3 separate regions of the Homo sapiens genome follow, and all the other regions are linked to region 2. The links are chromatin loops, found by intact Hi-C in ENCODE. Cell type or tissue: mammary epithelial cell. All regions are shown on one strand.

Evidence for each region. Hi-C counts contacts between places; a loop is a spot of excess contacts. Peaks named below come from ENCODE experiments on the same cell type or tissue, not always from the same donor. Only the 100,000 strongest peaks of a DNase experiment are listed, where the experiment ranks them.
Region 1: a loop joins it to region 2, with 6 times the contacts of the local background. A loop is called at or near these places in 2 of 110 quality-filtered maps.
Region 3: a loop joins it to region 2, with 8 times the contacts of the local background. A loop is called at or near these places in 12 of 110 quality-filtered maps.

What each region holds. Positions count from the first base shown.
Region 1 is chr4:180,908,024-180,910,523 of GRCh38, reverse strand. The region is part of intron 2 of LOC105377568 (a long non-coding RNA gene); the gene reads left to right. Among named protein-coding and RNA genes, the nearest start is that of LINC00290, 250 kb to the left of the region's middle. In mammary epithelial cell, a CTCF peak has its summit at 1,045; no DNase peak of the experiment used is centred here.
Region 2 is chr4:180,827,184-180,829,683 of GRCh38, reverse strand. No RefSeq gene overlaps it. Among named protein-coding and RNA genes, the nearest start is that of LINC00290, 330 kb to the left of the region's middle. RefSeq lists an enhancer at 1,336-2,500. In mammary epithelial cell, a CTCF peak has its summit at 1,066; a DNase peak (open chromatin) is centred at 1,843; H3K4me3 peaks cover 221 bases; H3K27ac peaks cover 1,609 bases.
Region 3 is chr4:181,142,428-181,144,927 of GRCh38, reverse strand. The region is part of intron 2 of LINC00290 (long intergenic non-protein coding RNA 290); the gene reads left to right. Among named protein-coding and RNA genes, the nearest start is that of LINC00290, 15 kb to the left of the region's middle. In mammary epithelial cell, a CTCF peak has its summit at 1,479 (motif pointing left); no DNase peak of the experiment used is centred here.

The DNA.
Region 1 (2,500 bases), 81 kb before region 2:
TTCCATACAACTGCCATATTTTATCATATAGTCAATCCAATTTCCCAACTTGAAAAATGTTTCCAGTTGCCCCTGTATGATTTCAGAAATTGCATTCATAATCCTAGTCCTGTGCTCTTCCAACATGTTTAGCTATGAAGAATAAACAGCAATTTAAATGCTTGTTTCCATAATATTCTTGCTTATAGAAATTGGAAATTTTACACTTTAAGAGACATAAACATATTGCATAACATTTACAACTTCCTTAAAAATATGAAGGAACTCTTCTGAGGCTTCTTATTAGAATAGTGGATTTGTGTATCAGTAGCCAATATCTAGTGCCTTTATCTGCTCCGGAAGGAGATCTGATGCCTTCTGTTGTTTACATTATATATGAGCTTTACCAATGCACAATTGCTCAAAGACAACTTTCATAAGAAATTTCAGCAAACACACAGGGTCCCTCTCCCCTTTGACAAAGAAAGTTTCTGGGCTAAAACATACCGCTGTGCAGTTTGTATGTAGCACAACTCCAGGGGCGACACTCCTAGATTAGGAGGTGAATGGAATCCCCAGGGTTGTTGACCACAGTGCTCCAGGCAGGGCCTTTGTGAGATATGAAAAGCTTGGCAACCCCTCAACTAGTCTTTCATATCTTTCCCTGGGCCCATCCCTCAGGCTTCCTTTCAGCTCTAGGGTTCTACGACTTTTCTTTTCCTCATTTTCAAGGCCAGGAGAGGGAGAGGTATGAAAACATCAAACTACCTGTGTTCAGGTATCCACATCTCCTTCTAACCGCATACAAGTTTTAAAAAATATAATGTACTACTAGAAAATTTGAGGTACAGTAAGGCCAACAGATCAGGAAATAGCTGCTATTGAAAAGATAGTTTGTTACCCACAGGTCCCTGGAAGAGGAGGCATGCCACACCATGGTGGGGGACATGTGAGAAGGTACTGGGGTCCCTCAAGAGGCAGAAGGGAGAGAGGAAACTGTAGGCAAAAGCCTTTGTTGTGGTTTCCATGGGAAGGAAGAGGAAGGACAGGGTAGGCAGGCCCCCTTTTGGTGAGTTTGCATAATTGCAGCAAGCTCTGGGGCATCTGTCCTTAGTTGTCTGGTGTTGGCTCTGGTGTGATGAGGGCAGGTGCATGGTGGCCCAGCGTGTGAGAGCCCAGTAAAGAAGGTGGCTGGTGGTGTGAACTCTGAATGCATTTATTTGTATTTGAAATTTGAAAGGCATGCCACAAGGAGGAACTGTTATTTCAAGGATGGGGAGTGATCAGGTAAGCAGGGGTTCACGGCGGGTGACTCAGGCATATTGGATTGTTGGATTGTCCAGAACAAGGACAGCATATGCATGTAGGACAAATGTTAAAGCATCAAATTTACTGAAGCTAGAAGCATGGTTAATATAACATCTAGGGAAGACATTCTTGGGGACCAGAATCACTCCTATCTCTTCTATATGTATACCCAGTGCTAGACTTCCATTCGAAAGGGCAGAAAGCTTACAGCACACAACTAGCAAAGCCCAAAGCCAGAAGAGCTAACTCTGGTTGTGAGGGGAACCAGACACACCCAGAAGAGTTCTGAACAACTTAAGAGTGGCTGATATTACCCAGTTAGTAACAGCACTATCAAGCCAGATCTAAACAACTATGAGTAGCTTTGTATAGTACTTAATAGTTCATATAGTCAGAGGAAGCAAAGACAAGAAGAAAAATGGAAACTGGCATGAATTGACTGTTGCTATTTATTGATTACCTTTTTCAGGGTAGTACATATTGTTCTTACAACTTTATCTCATTTTACCAAGAATTTAAATAAACCAACTATGTGAATTAAATAATAATGGAGGCAATAAAAGTTATTATAGAATAACGAAAAGAAAAAAATGTAAAGAAAAGGAAGAGGCAACATGTAGGGAAAAATGTTCCCTAAGTCAACAAGCAGTTATAAGGTCTTCCTGGCCTTAATCTAAGTCCCAAATGGTCAAAGGAAATAAGCTCTCTCATGTTTTTATTATGTTAAAATCCAGTGATCTGAAAAAAAAAATCCAGGCCGGGCGCGGTGGCTCACGCCTGTAATCCCAGCACTTTGGGAGGCTGAGGTGGGCGGATCATGAGGTCAGGAGATCGAGACCATCCTGGCTAACACGGGTGAAATCCCGTCTCTACTAAAAATACAAAAAAATTAGCTGGGCGTGGTGGCGGGCACCTGTAGTCCCAGCTACTCGGGAGGCTGAGGCAGGAGAACGGTGTGAACTCGGGAGGTGGAGCTTGCAGTGAGCCGACATCATGCCACTGCACTCCAGCCTGGGTGACAGAGCAAGACTCCATCTCAAAAAAAAAAAAAAAAAAAAAAAAAATCCAGACCTCCCTAAAATGATTCCCTTCCCATTGATGGGAATATGCCTATTTGTTCAATTTTTCTTTGTTGAAATACTCTTAGATTTTATGTCAATATACAATTAAAAGCGGATAGCAAAAAAGAAACAGTAACTCTCATTTTATTTCT
Region 2 (2,500 bases):
TAAAGATAAGCATATATTCAAGGAAATGCATTTCTACATCATTATCTGAGGACAATATTGGTGATGTCCCCTGGGTATTCAGGTTTTAAATGAGCCAGTTCAACAGTATCTTGATACATTTCCTGATGTGTCTCACACTCTTTTTCTTATATGCAAATTTTTCTATCTAGATTATATGCAAGTAAAGTTTAAATTCTATATTATTTCTGTGACGGAAAGTTATTGATCTTATAGCTATCATGTTGCTATCAGACAAATGTCCAATTCTAATTTATCTGTTAAGTTTATTTTAATTTTGCACTGTAAGCATCTGTGTCACACTAAAATTGTTTAAAGAAGTGTTTATGCAGGCTGTTTAAGAGGCAATGTGGAAAGAATAGTGACCAAGACAGAAAATTCTCTTGTATTTGAAGCTCTGTCCCAGAACTTGTAGCTGCTTGGCACTGGGCAAGTTACCGCTTCTCTCCGTTTCCCAGTAACTTCATCCAATACTTCAAAGGCTGTTGTGGGAATAATTGAGTTAATATATGCAAAGTACTTAAACAGCGCCTAAAACCATTAGAATGACACAAGTACCTGATGTTATTATGTAATTTCGCAAGTCTACATTTGAAATTTAAATACTGTCTTTATGTAGGATCTAATTACTTACAAGCGTCCCTTTGGCTGTGTCCTGTGAAATTTCATTTTTAAAACCTCTGATGGTAACAAAATTGCTTTGAATAATCTCTCTTAAATATTCTGGTATCTGTAAGGATCCACATTTCCAAAGACATTTTTAATTCAAAATGCTTCCTACCTTCAGAAGAATACCAGATTTTCTAGAAATTTTAAAAGTAAGATTCTGAATTCAAGGTCTGTATCTGCAACATGCCAATGGGAAGCTAGAGAGTAGTTAGTGTTCCCTGCAGAGTGACAGCACTTCCAATATTCACTCATGAGTCTCTTCTAAATTACCACTGAAACGTGCAGCTGAGGATCACATGCATGTCTGACCACTGAGCTGGAATATATAAGATGATATTTGAATTTGCTTTTCTGGGATTGAAAGGATAATACACCAGCGCCACCTAGTTGTCCAGATACAATGTGCTACTTATTTATTCTTGAAAGGAATTATGCTCTTACAAGTAGAAATGTAAAATTTTAATTTTTTTTACCATTGACATAGGCCCTGTATTTATTTTAACAAATTCTCATTTCTGCAAGTGATACAAGTGATAAATTCAAGGTTCCATTTAAGGTAAATATTCCTCATGTTTATTTTATTTATACAAGAGGATTGGCAAACCTCAGATACTAATCTTCATTAATTTGCTTTAATTTTGCTGTAAAAATATCTGAATTACTTAACACACCTGCCACATCAGCATATATCAGTTGTATATTACTGTGTGTCCCAGTATCTTAAGCGTCACATAGCAGAGCATATTCTTTCTATTAAAATTAAGATTGTATATGGGATATTCTGGAGGTGAAATACATTTTTTCACACACTGCATAAGAATTAAATGTTAATTCTGTAATAAGGTACACACGCAGTTAATGGTCTCTATTTTTTACTCAGCCTGAGCAATGTGCGGAGGTGGCTGAAGCCCCTTCAGTAAAATAATCGCGATGTGTATTTGACATAGCTGGTTCTGGAAGGCAGGAAGTTCTGCCAGGTCTCGGCTGGAATCAAACACCTAAGGACACAGACCTGAGATTGCTCTGCAGCCAGACGGAGCTGGAGTCAGGAACTCAGAGGGAAGAGAGATGCTTCAGGCAGTGAGGCCCAAGGCAACAAATGACTCCAATGTTTAGACAAGTTCTGGGAAGAAAAGAAACTGTACGTGCAAGCTACGCATCTGTCAGTAAGCCCTCATCTATGTGTTACTGCATGTTCAGACAATTTCAGGATACAGAACCTGAAAATCATATAACTGCTGAGTCATCGTCCTGTCTACTCACCATGACAGAGTCCTCCCAAATGGAAACTGGTTGCCAGCCCCCCACTCTTCCTTTTTCTAATAAAGCAGCTGATACATTATTGTCCCCACTGGGCTCAGTCACTAGCTAAACATGCTGCTGTGGGAATAGTTTTGGGGATAAGATACACAAAACATACAACAGGATGGGGCAAAGAATTAGAGAAACATCAACTTGGAAAGAAGGATGTGACAATTCCCTCTTCTCTTGGGAAAGTGAAAGTGAAAGCTTTTCCACATAGCAGAGAGAGAGAGTGGTTCACACTGTGTCCTGCATCCCTGTGACCTTTTATCTCACCATTGCTTGTTATATCACCCAGATTGTCACCTCACGGGGAGATCCTTGGGACCTGCAGCCTCATCCCTTCTGCTTCCTTCTGACCTAGGAGTCACCTCACGTGTTGGACTGTGGCTGAACTTCAGTGCCCAGTCCTCAGCAGCGGCAGATCTCAGCTCCTGCAACATTTGTTCCAAGATACAAGACACTGTGTGCAGATAATTACGTAGCTTTTGAAATTCTAGCAAAAGCTAAA
Region 3 (2,500 bases), 320 kb before region 2:
CAGCACAGCATTAAGCCAAGCACAGGGCCCCAGTAAGCGCAGCAACTGCCCAGGTTTCATGCCCTTACAGATGCTCTGTCCAGTAGATGTGATTATTGTCACTACTTCTCGTCAGCCCATTTAGATCACTGGCCTAATCCAAAAGCTGGACAAAAATATCCTCCTTCCCAATAAATCTTTTCTGAAATAAGATACATATGGGTCACAAACTCTGGTACCTTTTTACCAGAAGGGTGATTGTTGGAAAAGAAGAGCTCAATTTTATTCAATCCTCTTTCAATTTCCACACTAGTCATTTGAGATTTTAATTCGCATGCACATTTGGCCTCCGTCTCCTTGTAGCTGCACATCTTGTGTAAATCCCTTGAACTCTCTGTCCATTCGTTCTTGTCATCGTAAAATGGGGATGCTAAACCTCATCTCTGGGGTTGATTAGTATTAGGTTGGTGCAAAAGTAATTGGGGTAATATTTACTGACATCCTGAGTGTGAATCTTCTGGTGTAAACAATTCACTTCCTGAGAATTCCCCACACTCACAGTTGTGTGCATAAATCCTTCATCTGATACTGGATAAGTCAGCAGGTCTCCAGGTGTGCAATGGTGAGGACAAGGTCCCTAATATCAATCTATGGAAGAGGCAGCTTGGGCAATTATCTGGCCTCCTCACTCTCCCTGTAACAGAATTTACCCATGAAAGTCTGCAGACCTTGTCGCTGGGGAAGAAGGTGGGAGAAAGAAGAAGAACCCAAGACATTTCTGTTGCATCGCTCATTATCTGCAGTTGGATGCTATCAACTGCAGTCTACTAACAGCCTATTTCATTTCAGGGAGGAGACCTGAATGAAAGCATGGTGGGGATTGGGTGAAGGTAGGAATAAAGAGAGATGGAAAACAGATTCCGCACTTTGACAAGTGGGATGCAAAGATGCTGTAGTCTATTTGATCAAAGTGGGGGAAAAACACTTTTGTCAAACTGTCTGCTTTGTTTACGGGCAGTGCCATTCTCGCACATCATTTGCCTCTTTGCATAAATGCTCTGTCTACATTTTTTATTCACCGTTGGATGATCAGTGCAAGGCATGTTTTTCTCTGCAACAGATTTATTTAAATTTACTGAACTCTTAAGCAGTCAGCTTACAGCAACTACTATAATCTCTTCTTCTTTACTCACAACCAAAGACACATATCACACAAAGAATAATAAAAGTAGGAGGAGGATTAGGAGAATTTTGTGTCACAGTGAACAAAGCTCAGCTAGCATTATGCTTTAAAAATAATGGCTTTTCTGTCTCATAGGCAAGGAGAAATAACTTTTCCACCACATAATAAATTTATTAGCCTTTTTGACCTCATCATTCCTACCTTAACTTAGATACAGCATCAAAGACAAGAACATCTGTTCGACAGTAATATTTCCAATTCAGCGTCTTTAACATTCACTGCTTGCTGCTGCTCCAAAGTTACTGCGTGAGCGCCACCTGGTGGCAGTTTTGTAGGTTGCGCAATGTAATATCACATAAAGGTAAAGTATGGGAGTTGGATTTTTCTTTTCACCACGCAAAGAGCTTACTAGTAGGCAAACGTCTTGAAATAATTGCCATAAGTCTGGAGTCTGTAATACACCTTAAAAACAGTAAATAGTACATTCTTCCCTTTTATTGTTACCTAAACCCAGCCGTTTCCCTTTTTTTTCACACCTTGCTATTTCTGACTGAAATCTCGTTTTTCCTTTGCATCTTATTCCAACGTGTTCTCCCATACACTCCTAACACCTTCAAGATGTAACTCTTTATGTAGTTCCTTCAGAAAGCCTTCCTGGTCCTGTGTGTTTCAAGATTCCAAGAGAAACAGACAGCACATTAAAACTGGATTATTGGAGAAGAGTTAATAATTCTAAAAAGCGCTGACGGAAGTATGGGCAGGATAGAAGGAACCCACAAATGATATTGCAGAATTCCAAGAGTAGTAACCAGTGCCCCTACTACCTAGTTCTAAAGGCGCAAAGGGACAGTGGCTCTGGGGAGCGAGTGGTCTGACAGGCAGGTGACCTCTGTGGAGGGTCCAGGTCTTCCTATCTCCTATGGATGCTCCTCATTGGCCAATCCCAACAGCAAACCTGAGATCAAGGGAAGCCAGTCCCCTTTGCCCCTGGAGGCATGGGCCATGGAGAGAAAGGCATTGATAGGAGGTGTAGGGTGGTTAACAGAAGGCATCCACCACTGTCCCCAGCCTGAATCCCTCCCCCATCATCACGGTCACCCATGGATGATAATGCATTTATAGATAGAAGATCAAAAGATTAAATATAGATACAAACCATTATATTGAAAGACTAAATGATGGAACAAATCACAATTTTCCAAGATTTATAACTTGTCTTTCCTCTCAGACTGCTATCTACCCATTCTTAGCTACCTCTAACTTCCTTCATTCAGTGCTGCTATACCTCAGCATTTGCCTTGTTTAAAGGTGTGCTAGGGTATGTTAATAGCAGCTATG